Linked DNA regions of Homo sapiens: region 2 is linked to region 1. A link is an interaction called in ENCODE POLR2A ChIA-PET data of the cell type or tissue named here. Cell type or tissue: A673. All regions are shown on one strand. Links, peaks and the distances in the headings refer to the core of each region. The heading gives the core; the rest is flanking DNA.

Region 1 (7,084 bases), core at 2,085-7,084:
CCACACCCCTCGGAATTACATCCACTCCCCATGCTGGCAGCTGACCCTACTATATGCACACTACTATATGCACACTTGGCCTCTTCACCAGCCAGCTCCCAGGCAGCCTCTTGTCTCCCTCTCTCCTCCATTCCACTCGAGACCCACTGTGCTGACCCGGCAAGCCTGGGCCCGGTGCGCAGCATCTCCACCACACCCAGGCAGACACAGGGCTGGAGCTGCCCACTGAGGCGGTCTCAGGGACTGCGGACCTGTCACTTCACAACTACCTTGACTCAGCCCAGCCCTGACCCTTCTCCTGTCTCTCCTTACCCCTCTGCCACCAAATGACGCCTTGCTTAAACTCAGGACTGTCACAGGATCATTATTATTATTATTATTATTATTATTATTATTATTATTATTATTATTTTTTTTTTTGAGACAGAGTTTTTCTCTGTGGTCCAGGCTGGAGTGCAGTGGCGCCATCTTGGTTCACTGCAAACTCCCCCTCCCAGGTTCAAGTGATTCTCTGCCTGAGCCTCCCAAATAGCTGGGATTACAGGCACACACCACCACGCCCAGCTAATTTTTTGTAATTTTAGTAGAGACGGGGTTTTGCCATGTTGCCCAGGCTGGTCTCAAACTCCTGAGCTCAGGCAATCTGCTTGCCTCGGCCTCCCAAAGTGCTGGCATTACAGGTGTGAGCCACTGCACTCGGCCTGTCACAGAATGGTATTTATTAACCAAATGGCTCCAGTAGCTCCCTCTGTCCCGTAAGTTCTTGCCAGACCTCCCACTCCCAGCTCTGATGACACTGGGACAATCAGGCATGGCTTCCAGAGCTAAAGGGCACCAATGCCCACCTCTCCCAGCCCTCCCATCTCTCTTTGGAGCTAAGTCTTGAAGATTCAGTCCGAGTTCCATCTCCTACCAGGATTCCTCCAGATAAGCTAATTTTCAAAATTCAGTGGCCAGATGAAATTGCTTATACCTCTTGCTTCTTGCTAATTTCTAGACTCTCAAAAAGAAAAAAAAATCTTGGGTCTTGACTTCCCCACTGAGATGAACACATTTCTGAATTGGTCCAACTAAGAACCAGGTTTGCTTCTTTCTGAACTGACAGCCTGAGAGCTGAAGAACCAGGCAAATGTGTGAGGAGCCAACCAAAATGTGCAGCTACTTTGCTCCAATAAGTTTTATTTCTGGGAATCCATTTTAAGGAAAAAATACAAAATATGGACAGAAAAAAGCCAAAACATAAAGATGTTTACAGAAGCTCTATTTGTAGCTAAAATAAAAAAATAGAAACAAATATCCAACAAGAAAGTGCCACGAAGCCATTTAAAAAAAAAATTCCAGCCAGGCACAGTGGCTCACGCCTGTAATCCTAGCACTTTGGGAGGCCGAGGCAGGTGGATCATGAGGTCAGGAGATCGAGACCATCCTGGCTAACACGGTGAAACCCCGTCTCTACTAAAAATACAAAAAAAAATTAGCCGGGCATGGTGGCGGGCGCCTGTAGTCCCAGCTACTCGGGAGGCTGAGGCAGAATGGCGTAAACCCAGGAGGTGGAGCTTGCAGTGAGCTGAGATTGTGCCACTGCACTCCAGCCTGGGCGACAGAGCGAGACTCTGTCTCACGGAAAAAAAAAAAAAAATTCCACTACTAAAGAACTCATCCATGTAACCAAACCACCTGTACCCCAAAAACTATTGAAATAAAAATAATTCTACATCAACACTGAAAAATACTAAGAAAAAGTACAAGTTAAATGTATAGTTACAACTTTGTGAAAAAAGAAAGACGTGCCCATGAGGAAAAAACCTGTTAGTTTAGTAGGGTTGTCCCCTTTTCCTCAAACGTTCCCCTTATAATTTCTTTCAATACTTCCAGTGAAGTGGTACAGTCCTAAACCTCCCTGAAACCTAATGTAAGAGAGAAACCTTGAGTAACCCTTCCTCTTTTTTTTATTTTTTATTTTGAGACAGAGTCTCACTCTGTCACCCAGGCTGCAGTGCAGTGGCACAATCTTAGCTCACTGCAATCTCCACCTCCCGGTTTCAAGCAATTCTCCTGCCTCAGCCTCCAGAGTAGCTGGGATTACAGGTGCCCACCACCATGCCTGGACAATTTTTGTATTTTTAGTAGAGAGAGGGTTTCACCATGTTGGCCAGGCTGGTCTCGAACTCCTGACCTCAAGTGATCCACCTCCCTCGGCCTCCCAGTGTGCTGGCATTACAGGCGTGAGCCACCATGCCCAGCCAAGTAACCCTTCTTTAAGAGAAGCAAGCACTGGCTAGACCTGCTAGGCACTTAGAAGATGAAACTGAAACACAGATGCTTGAGGTCTTAGAGTTGAGATGTGGTATGAATCATCCCAGTTCTTGCATTTATTCAGATGGTCACATTTATTTATTTATTTATTTGATACAGTCTCGCTCTGTATCCAGCCCACACTGGAGTGCAGTGGCGCAATGAGAGCTCGCTGCAACCTCCACCTCCCAGGTTCAAGCAATTCTCCTACCTCAACTTCCCAAGTAGCTGGGATTACAAGCGTGCACCACCACACCCGGCTAATCTTTGTATTTTTAGTAGAGATGCGGTTTCAGCATGTTGGCCAGGCTGATCTTGAACCCCCAACCTCAGGTGATCCATCCACCTCAGCCTCCCAAAGTGCTGGGAATACAGGCATGAGCCACTGCGCCCAGCCAGATGGTCACTTTAGATAGGTGGGGACAGAGAACTAGTGATTATTGAGTCATGCAGACAAAGGGAACACTGGGTGAAGGGCTCTGCAGACCATGAGGCACTGTCCACTTGCAAGACAGCTCTGGGGAGGGCCATACAGTGAGAGGAACTCAGACTTGGGGTCTGAAGGGAAAACTGGGGGTATCCCTGAGTGGCTGTCACTGCACTCAAGGTGGCCCTTGCATTGTTGGCTGGAGCAGGGAAAGGGACCTCCCTCCCCTTATGCTGAGCTGACACTGGCTTCCCCCACACCATTCCACCTGCCTGTGGAACACCTGGAAAGACCCCGGCCCTTTGGGCTCGCCCTGTCCGTGTTTACAAACATTGGCCTACCAATTCCTGCTTTTTCTAGGACAAATGCCCCGATTTGTTCTGGGGCCCCTTGACATTCCCGACCATCTACCACTCTGGATGCTCGCTTGTTGCCAAAACCCTGTTTAGAGTTTGAGTACCTAGGTTCAAAAATCCTCCTCGCGCCGTGTCTGACCAAGGCATTGGCATAAGGCGCGCTCTTCTCCCTGCTCTGGTATGAAAACTTCTGTTGCTCAGCCCAGAGCTGAATTTGCTTTCCCAGCAACCCTGTCTCACCATAACTTATTTTTCAGCTTCCAGTCAACCAAACTCTTTCCTGCACCCAGGGGACAGCTCCCATTTACTAATTTGATGCTCACACAGGTGACGTTTTTTAGGGAGGCCCTACATCATCTGGGCCCGACGCTAGCACCTCCCCGCTTAGGTACTTGAGCCCCCTGGAGGAGGCTGTGAACAGTCATGGCAGGGAAAGGAGACGCAAGACAAAACGACATTATTACGGTGCTTTTCCATTTTTCTTTTTGCACAAAAACAGTCCATTTATTCAAGTGTTCTCCAGCACAAGTACATTAGAAAGGAGCTTTATTATATTCTTCTGGGCACAAAAAAAAATGTGATGAAGGCGGAACTGACAGACTTTCTACATCTGTTGTACGCATTGACCTCTTTAATTATTTCATAAACAGCTATGTCACGAGCATCACTTACACAGAGATACAACAGGACACCAGGCGGGTGGGGCAGGGACCCCTCGGGCCCCCACTCGCCCTTCCCTGAATGTCCTAGAACCAGACTGTGAAATGTACATTATTATTGTCAATAAATAGAGAAGCAACCCTAAAAAAAAAAAAAAAAAAAAAAAAAAAAAAAAAAAAAAAAAAAAAAAAAAAATACAGTGGTGAAAGGATGCTGGAACCAGGAAAAAAAAATAATAATAATAAAGGAGAAAAGAGGAACTTAAGAGAAAGGAAAGAGGGCTGGGGAGGGAAGAGTCTGGGAAGTCCTGCATTTAGCTGCGTGGAATGTGGAGTAAAAGTGCTCTGCCACCGGGGTCAAAGCGAAATCGTCTGTAACAGTAAAAGTTATTACCAAATCAGCTACGGAGTTTATTCTTCAGTATGAATACATGATTTCCCACAAATAAGTAAGCACCCGCTACTTCAATGCCTCAGCTAAAACACATGAAATCGCTCATTTAGTTTTCAAGTACAAAGTTAAAATGCCTTTTTAATAATAATATATCAGAGTAAAATAATAGTCTCTTTTAAACTCCACTACAAGAAAACAAAACAAACAGTCATTGTCCAGACAGCAGACTTAATTTAACAATATATATTTTTAATAAAATGTTTTAGCACCTTGGTGAGTCACCTCCTCCCTCTGCGTATTCTAAGGAATTTCAGCATTTTTGTTGTCTGTTGAATTCTAGGGCTGTGCAACCAAATCGGTCTGTGAAGTGAAATGGGACTAGGGGATGCTTTAGACCGCTGCTCATGTTCTCAGGCACAGGGTTGGAGGCCGCTAGGCTGGGGCTGAGGGAGCCGCCCTCCTCACCCCCCAGTGGAGCTGAGCCAGGGAGCTTTCCAGTTACGGGAGTTTCGGGAGTCCCAGGCCCTCTGGTGGGGGAAGTGAGTAAGTCACCACCAGCAAAGGGATCTTGTGTCCTTGTCCTCCCTGCTCCTTGCTTGTTTCTCCCTCCCCCAAAACTCTGCTGCCTCGGGTCAGAGACAGGTCACCCACCAAAGGCCCACCTTAGCTGGGTCTCGGAAACACAGAGGCAAGGTTCCCCAACTCGATCCTCAAAGACCCTGGCCTGCCTTTACCAAAACGTAAAGATTCCAGAGCTCACACTACAACAGCAGAGTCCATCCTCTCACCCCTTCCCTCTCCTCCCGGTCCTCCTGACCCCAGCACAGGGCCTGGTAAGGAGGCGGCTGACACTTTCCTTAATCCTGGCTCAGCAGGGCATGGCCAGAAGGGCCATCCCAGCTCCAGACCATTCCTCCACTACACCTTTTCCACCCCCGGGATTGGGAGCGGGGAGGTTTCAGCTGCTCCCTGGCAAACAGGCAGGACTCCCAGAGGACAACTCCAGGGTCGCTCTCTAGTCTCCAGCACTGAGAGCAGGCAGCGTGGAGAATACGCAATGACAAACTCAGATTACTCACCTCCCGGGACCAAAACAGGGGCCTGGCTAGAAACTCGGTTCCCACCAGAATGTTGGCTCTGCCGTGCTCCCGACCAAAGGAAGCAAGCAGCCCTCTTCAGGGCACAGTGCCAGGCAGCACCCCCTCCCTGCCCTGGCCCTAACCCACAGCTTGAGGGGGATCCTAAAAGCAACAGCTCTGAAAGACACTTGGGGCCACTGCAACTCCGCACCAAGCAGAGTAGCAACAGGAATTCAAAACTGCCTCCCAAATGTACTCTATTTATATAAGCAAAACTATGAAATGAATGACTGCAGTTTTCCTATAAGAACATCTCCCAGATGGCTCTGCTGAAATATTCCTTCTACTGCTGGAGAAGGTGGGTGTTCCCATCTAGGCTTCCCCAGAGTCGCCATGGCCTGGTGGCCAATTATCGGGAAGCAAGGGGAGCTGGGCCCTGTGAGACCCCTTTGGTGTCAGCCTTCCTTCCTGCTGGGGTGCCTGTCCCAATCCACACTCCTGCAATGCGCCAAAAATCACACAGGCATCTCTACCAGTCAATCACACCCAGGCCTGTTTCAAAAGCTAACAGGTCCCGGGTGCTCTCTTGGAAAGTTTGCTTTCCAATAGGATGTTCAATAGCAAGAAGTCTCTGGGGCCTAGAGACAAAAGGACAGCAACAGATTCATGTCATCATCTATGGACTGCAGACCCCTGCTAGTGCCCGCCTGCGGCCCCCCAGTCTGCCGGTGCACCAGCCTGTCGCTCCCGTGGGGCGGGGGGTTAGTACCAGCCGCCTGCTGGAAACTAGCTTCCTGCTTAGGCAGGAGGCCAAGGACTGTGTCCCCAGCACGAGCACCTGGCTACCTCCCCCAGGCAAGAGCCACGGATCTCTTTGGCATCATGCGCCACCTGGCACCTGCAGGGGAAGCTGTCATCAGCCCCCAGAACCCTTGTTTCTAAGGGGGAAATGGGCCTACTCTTCGGAAAGAAAATTCCACAGGGAATATGCCTGGCAATTTTCCCTAGGCCTTCTTGGTTCCCCCACTCCACTGCCTCTAACCTCTGCCTTATCTACAGCCTGCTGAAGTTCAGCACCCCTTGGAAGGTGACCCAATACCTGTCCCCAGAGGCCCCAGCGTTGAGGTGGATTAAGCATATCTCAGCTTGGCCAAGTTGGCACAATCCCAAAGCCCCACACTCTCCTAAATTCTACTGTGAGACCAAGCACACAGGCTGGGCCGGAAGAAAAGCTGGTGATTGTTAACTCTCGTCCCTGCAAGGGGGGGGGGGGGGGGGCCATGACCCCTGGGGCATCTGGTCCATTCTAGGGCCTGGTCAAGTGGCTAGATCTGGAGGAACAAGTGCTCTCAAGCTGTCAGCCATAAGGGCTCCTCTGTGCCCAGCACTCCCTCCTCGAGCAAGCCGGCCCACAGGAATCCCCCAGGCTTGCCATGCCCTTGGCTACCAAGTCTCTTCCCAAGTCCCAACACCAACCCTTTGGTTGGAGCACCAGGCCCAGTTCCGGTGGAGCTTGGGCCGCTGGGAAAGGCTAACTGTCACTAAGCAGTGGCTTGGGAGAGCCTGAGCCTTAGAAGACTCTGTCCTGACCCTGGGAGCCGGGAAGACCTTAGCATTGGCCAGCGGGGGAGGGAGCACCTTGGACTGCCTGAGGCAGCCCCTCCTCCCCCAGCCCTCCTGGAGTGGCGCTGGTGGACTCCAGGCCCGAAGGACAGAGCCCCGCGGGAGCAAGGAGGAGCTGGGTGAGCACCACAGTTAGCACAGGGACTCCACTGAGGGGGCAGAGGCTCCCTTCCTCGCTGCTCCAGCCCCACAGCAGCCCAGTCACCACCTGTCAAGAGGTGACAGGAAGCAACTGGGCATGATCTTAAACA
Region 2 (7,084 bases), core at 743-5,742, 1.3 Mb before region 1:
TCATTGACTACTCTTGCCATTATCAAATACCACAAAGATAGTGATTATCTAATTCCATCATTCCTTCTACATTTGTAGTTGGCATTTTAACAGAGAGCTTAACCTGTCCCCCCAAATTCATTTATTCATTTATATTTTTATCAGTATCATGGATTCTTATTTTATTCTACAAATTATAATTTCCTACTCTATTTATTTTGTTGCTCAAATTATGTGAGATTTAGCTAATGTGAGCCCCTTCAAAGCAATTCCTGTGTCTTTTGACACATCCTCATCATTCTGAGTACTTCCTTACTTTCTGGCACAACTGAATTCTGTAGGCTTATTTTATACTTTCCCTCTCTGGCCCTAGATTAGCATTTCTCCAAGGGGCCTTGGTTCCTCTTAGTCAATGATAGTATTTAGAAACCAAAAGCTGGGCACTACGTGTGCTCACTGTTACTGAGGCGTCACTGCAATTAAGTGCTCTCAGCAGAGAGAGCTAAGGAATATATAAACATATAAACATACACATACATATATACCTAAATCTCTTTTCTTTTTTGAGACAGAGTCTCAATCTATGTGATCATGGCTCACTGCAGCCTCTGCCTCCTGGACTCAAGCAATCCTCTAGCTTCAGCCTCCCAAGTAGCTGGGACTACAGGCACCTGCCATCATGCCCAGCTAATTTTTTGTTGTTGTTAAGATGGGACCTCACTATATTGCCTAGACTGGTTTCAAACTCCTGGCCTCAAGCAATGCGCCCACCTCAGCCTCTCAAAGTGCTAGGATTATAGGTGGGAGGCACCACACCTCGCCCAGCAACTTTTAAAGGTCTGAACAAAAAATATTTGCCACCTATTGTCTCTAAGGGAGGCCACTGCATCTATGCAATAAGAATCTTGGTCTCCACAACCCTTTATCTTAACCCAGACACTCCTTTATACTGACTCCAGGTTTTTAGAAAATAACTCTTCCAACAAATTGCCAATTAGAAAATCTTTGAATCCACCTATCAGTTGTAAGCCCTCCATCTTTCCCGTCTTTCCAGACTGAACTGATGTAGACCTCACACGTACTGATTGATGTCATATGTCTTCCTAAAATGTATACAATGAAGCTATAACTCAACCACCTTGGGCACATGTTCTCAGGACCTCTTGAGACTGTGTCTTGGTCCATGGCTGCTCATATTTGGCTCAGAATAAATCTCTTTAAATATTTTACAGAGTTTGACTCTTTTTGTCAAGAAGTATCTATAATCCTTTTCAATATGCTACCATATAGAAATATCTGTGACCAGGCACAGTGGCTCACACATGAAATCCCAAAACTTTGAGAGGTCAAGGCAGGACGACTGCTTGAGGCCAGGAGTGCCAGACTAGCCTGGGCAACGTAATGAGACCTTATCTCTACAAAAAACTTAAAAATAAAAATTAGTTAAGTCAGGGGCAGTGGCTCATGCCTGTAATCCCAGCACTTTGCAAGGCCGAGGCGGGTGGATCACCTGAGGTCAGGAGTTCGAGACCAGCCTGACCAACATGGTGAAACCCCATCTCTACTAAAAATACAAAATTAGCCAGGCATGGTGGCCCATGCTTGTAATCCCAGCTACTTGGGAGGCTGAGGCAGGAGAATTGCTTGAATCCGGGAGGCGGAGGTTGCAGTGAGCTGAGATCATGCCATTGCACTCCAGCCTGGGCAACAAGAGGGAAACTGTCGCAAAAGAATAATAATAATTAGTTGGGCATAGTGGTATGCACCAGTGGTCCCAGCTACTCAGCGAGGGTGAGGTGGGAGGATCGCTTGAGCACAGGAGGTCAAGCCTGCAGTGAGCTGTGATCACGCCAAGCCTGGGCGAAAGAGCAAGACCCCATCTCAAAAAAAAAAAAAAAAAAGCCACAAGGCCACACTGGTACTAAAAGGCACAAAAGAAAAAATAATTGAAATTCAAATATGAGCATGTATATAATTAAGATGGTGTATTAGTTTTATAATACACCATCACTTATTAGGTTAAGTTCCCAAGAAAAGCCAGCTAGCTACTTCCAAACTATATTCAGCACAGGGTGGAAAATCATTTAAGATATACTTCAATCTTATAACAATCCTTTGTCAGTCACCATACTATACTCAAATGAGTGTTTTTAAATTTAGTCCTTTCATTTTTTTCTTTTTTTTCTCTGAGATGGAGTCTCGCTCTCTCACCCAAGCTGGAGTGCAGTGGCATGATCTCAGCTCACTGCAAGCTCCGCCTCCTGGGTTCAAGCGATTATCCTGCTTCAGCCTCCTGAGTAGCTGAGACTACAGGCACATGCCACCACGCCCAGCTAATTTTTGTATTTTTACTAGAGACCGGGTTTCACCATATTGGCCAGGCTGGTCTTGAACTCCCAAACTTGTGATCCGCCTGCCTCAGCCTCCCAAAGCACTGGGATTACAAGTGTGAGCCACCGCGCCCAGTAGTCCTTTCATTTCTAATACAGTTTTCTTACTTTTTTTTTTTTTTTTTTTTTTTGAGACAGAGTCTAGCTCTGTCGCCCAGGCTGGGGTACAGTGGTCTCGGCTCACTGCAACTTCCACCTCCCAGTTCAAGCAATTCTCCTGCCTCAGCCTCCCAAGTAGCTGGGATTACAGGTGCATGCCACCACGCCCAGCTAATTTTTGTATTTTTAGTAGAGACAGCGTTTCACTGTGTTGGCCAGGCTGGTCTCAAACTCCTGACCTCGTGATCTGCCAGCCTCGGCCTCCGAAAGTGCTGGGATTAGAAGCATGAGCCACCACGCCTGGCCTCTTACTTTTTATTTTATATTTTTATTATTTTATTTTATTTGAGACAGAGTCTCATTGCCAGGCTGTTCTCAAACTCCTGACCTAAAGAGATCCTCCCACCTCGGCCCCACAAAGCGCCGGGATTACAAGCATGAGCCACCACGCCCAGCTTTAGTTTTCTTTATACTAGCTCATCCACTCCAACCTGGTATATTTACAGACTCCCAAGGTTAAAGTGTGCATTAAAGGTCATCTAACTGAATTACTAATCCAAGACATTCTTTACTCCAATTCTGGTCTGTGAACCAACAACATGGGCATGATCTATTTGGAAGCTCATTAGAAATGTAGAATCTCAGGCTCCACCCTCAGATCCACTGAATCAGAAACCATTTTTAAAAGATCCCCAGGTGATTCATGTGCACATTAGAGTTTGAAAAGCATTATTATATAACATATTCAAGACGTAGTCACTGGACCGCCTGACTGCCACCATCATGAGTCGCATGTGCACTCCTGGGAAGGGCCTGTCTCAATCGGCTCTGCCCTGTCACTGCAAGGTTCCCACTTGGCTGAAGCTGACATCTGATGACATGAAGGAGCAGACTTACAAACTGACCAAGAAGGGTCTGCCTCCCTCACAAATCAGTGTGATCCTGAGGCTCATATGGTGTTGCACAAGTATATTTTTGTGACAGGCAATACAATCTTAAGAATCCTTAAGTCCAAAAGACTTGCGCCTGATCTCCCTGAGGATCTCTACTGTTTAATTAAGCAAGCAGTTGCTATTCGAAAGCATGCTGAGAGGAACAGAAAGGATAAGGATGCCAAATTCCATCTGATTCTGATAGATGAATTCACCGACTGGCTCAATATTATTAATACAAGACCAAGCAAATCCTCCCACCCAACTGGAAACATGAGTCATCCACAGCCTCTGCCCTGGTTGCATAAGTTTGTCTACGTACTCAAGTAATAAAATGATTGTTTATCGAAAAAAAAGGAGTCACTGAGGAAGCAACATCATGTATTTTAAGCTAGAGTGTATCTGTGATACAGAAACTAGTACCTATAAACTACTGTACCAATTTAGATAGCCCAGGCCAGCATTACTCCTTCCAATCAAATTTGATCATTCATCTTCAAGACCTATCTCAGGACCCTTTTTTTTTTTTTCTTCATGAAATCTCCCTGAAGAATCTAGCCTAAATTAAGCTTATCCCTGCTACTAGTTGCAGCCCTACTATACATTTGGGCACTTGATTATTTCAACTTAGCATTATATATTTATCATCTTTAAAGTGTCATGTCCAAGTCTTGAAATTCTAGCAAGATTTTAAGCTCCTGAATTACAAAAACGTACCCTATTTTTTAAAATTCCATGATAACAAGGAAAAACAACAAACAAAATTTCTGGAAATTTGTTCACAAATTATTAATATAAATTATTAGGGGCAAGAAAGGAGGGCTCATGGTGAATTAAGTTTGGGAAACGATGAGGTCCAAGGCTTTTTGCTGCAAAACTTCTAAGAGTATTATGATAACATGCAAAATAAATCTCTAAGGATGAAATAAAGTATGTAACATTTCACAAACTTATTTGATCAAGCTCTCTTTTTTCATGGAATATCTGCAGGTACTAGTTTCCCAAACATACTCTGGAAATAAGTACTATGTACCATTGAACTGAAGACAAAAAAAAAAGTAGTAAAATATTTGAATTTTTAAAATAATCCAAGTATATAGTTACTTGAATATCAATTTAAGTGAGTTTTGCACATTTATTTATTGGCCATTTGCATATTCTACTGGCTTTCAATTCCATTCAGAAGTATTTCTCAAACTGTTGTTTACATACTACCTGAATCAAAAATCACCTGCATTACTCATTAAAAATTACAACCTGCTGGACTGGAATCTCTGGAGGTGAAACGTTTTTAACAAGGGCTTCCAAATGATTCTTAGTACACAAAAGTCTGAGGACCTCTGGCATATAACATACTTCAAGTATAATACAAAGCACATCATCCTAACTGCTACAATGTACTGGTATATTTACTTTTTTTGTCACGGGAGGGTTTCAATCTTGATTTGGCTCTATGACAGAGACCTCAGAATAAAGAGGATTACCAAAGACTCCTTCCCTCCAAAGAAATCTAGGGATTTAAGTAAAGTAAGCAACCACGATGTAAACAGGTACAAAATAATTACTTCAGCACCATTTAATTAACTTCAAGCTTTGGGAAAGCTTCTACCTACAAACCTGATGCTAACAATTCACCCTTAATAGGATGATCATAACCCTCAACCTTAACTTTTTCATCTTCCCTCAAAGCATTTTACTAGCTAATGATAACCTAACCCTTTGAGAGAAGGCGTTACCAGTTTCATGACAAAGATATTTAAAAGATTATGCAATCTACCCACAGCCATTTAGCAATCTGTGTCACAGTGATTATAATCCATGAGTAGGAAAAGTACCTCAGGCATAAGGGAAATAATTTCAGTTAACTAACATTTACTGATGACCTACTATGTACATAAGACGTGGAAGGCAGTGGTAAAAAAGATGGATAAGAACTACTTGAGGCCAAGCACAGTGGCTCACACCTGTAATCCCAACATTTTGGGAGACCCAGGCGGTAGGATCCTTGTGGCCAGGAGTTTGAAACCAGTCTGAGTAACACAGCAAGACCTGTCTCTTTAAATAAATAAATAAATAAATAACCTATTTGATGTAGACTTTAAAGGATGTTTTTGGCCGGGCATGGTGGCTCATGCCTGTAATCTCAACACTGAGAGGTTGAGGTGGGCAGATTGTTTGAGCTCAGGAGTTCGAGCCCAGCCTGGGCAAAATGGCAAGACCGTGTCTCTACAAAAATATAGAAAAATTAGCCAGGTGTGCTGGTCCATGCCTGCAGTCCCAGCTACTTGGGAGGCTGAAGTGGGAGAATCACCTGAGCCCCAGCAGTTGAGGTTGCAGTGAGCCATAATCACGTCACTGCACTCCAGTCTGGGCAACAGAGCAAGACTGTGTCTCAAAAATAAATAAATAAATAAATAAATAAATAAATGTTGTTTTCAAGTCTTCTATAGAAGTGGGAATATGTATTCTAACAACTTAATAATGGGGCACATAAAATACCAGAACACAATCCAAGGATGAGATAACTTCCAAGAGAAGTATAATAATAATAATGTAAAATCCTACAGAAATTAAATAATGAAAAGATATAGTCATCCCCACTTAAGCAACTTTTTTAATTCTAACCTCTTTGAATAGATAACTTTTTTCAATTTGTAAAAACCATTCTCTCCTTGACTTTTACAGTCCCTTAAACCATACTCATCAGCTACCATAAATAGTGACTATTATTCTGTCATAAATCTTAAAAAGTGAGGCAAAAGAACTTGAGAATAACTAGAAATGAATAGATGCTGCTCTGGTTTTCAAGGAAGGCTTCATGCCCAGATCTAAATTTGTCAGAAATCTAAAAGCTGGATTTTAATCTAAAAACAAAAAGAATGAAGCCAAGTATAGCATTTAAAAATGAGAGATGCATGGAACTAAGTTAATTAGCAGACCACTAGATTAAATCAAAACTTGATGACGGCCTCATTTAGAATTGGGAAAATCAGAAAGAAGAAATTTAGTCCAGAAAACAAAATAACTAGATTAGCGATATCAGTGCTGTATTCAAAATAAATACAGTAAGGGCAGGTATAAAAAGTGCCGGTTGTTGTTGGTGGTGGTGGTGGTGGTGGTAGTGGTGATGGTGGTGTGGGGAGCCAGGGAACAGGTGATGACGGGAGAAGTATAATGCTGAATTAAAATTGGAAAGTTAGTTTGGAATTATAGCCAGAAATCTAAGGAGAGGTCTATCAGGCTATGGGAAACACACCTCTGAGTTGAAGTGAGTTAAGGAGCAGAGACAGATATGAAACATGGTCATAAAAGAAAATGATCATAGGTAACGTACAGAGTATAAAAACAGAAGGGCAGAAGTCAAAACCTTAAAAAAATGCCTAATTAATGGGGATAAGCACAAGAGATGTCATAAAAATCAGAGACAAATATAGTCTCTCACTAAAACAAGAGGAGTTAAACTGCTCCAAAAAGACTTTAACAGAAGAAAGCTGATAAACCTGAGGATTTGTAAGTAAGAGATCATTGTAACTTCTGACAGGGCAATGTCTGTGAAATGCGGGGTGGAAAACACTAGGTGAATAATGGAGCAAGTGGTGAGCAAGTACAGGTGATGACTACAGAGCTAGTCTTACAAAAGTGTCAGAATTAAAAAAGAAAGAATAGTTTAGACTTGGAGGAAAG

The links. ChIA-PET counts read pairs that join two places held together with the same protein. Peaks named below come from ENCODE experiments on the same cell type or tissue, not always from the same donor. Only the 100,000 strongest peaks of a DNase experiment are listed, where the experiment ranks them.
Region 2: POLR2A ChIA-PET joins it to region 1 with 20 read pairs; 1 of 35 experiments calls an interaction of 5 or more read pairs at or near these places.

What each region holds. Positions count from the first base shown.
Region 1 is chr2:25,224,320-25,231,403 of GRCh38, forward strand. DNMT3A (DNA methyltransferase 3 alpha) reads right to left here. Exons shown (of 23, transcript NM_022552.5): 23 at 3,555-7,084. Among named protein-coding and RNA genes, the nearest start is that of LINC01381, 24 kb to the left of the region's middle. RefSeq lists enhancers at 1,938-2,067, 2,118-2,197, 2,208-2,267, 5,184-5,914. In A673, for the core only: a CTCF peak has its summit at 4,656; a DNase peak (open chromatin) is centred at 4,632; H3K27ac peaks cover 811 bases.
Region 2 is chr2:23,897,442-23,904,525 of GRCh38, forward strand. The region is part of intron 1 of ATAD2B (ATPase family AAA domain containing 2B); the gene reads right to left. It also overlaps the pseudogene RPS13P4. Among named protein-coding and RNA genes, the nearest start is that of ATAD2B, 26 kb to the right of the region's middle. In A673, for the core only: no CTCF peak of the experiment used is centred there; a DNase peak (open chromatin) is centred at 3,660; H3K27ac peaks cover 786 bases.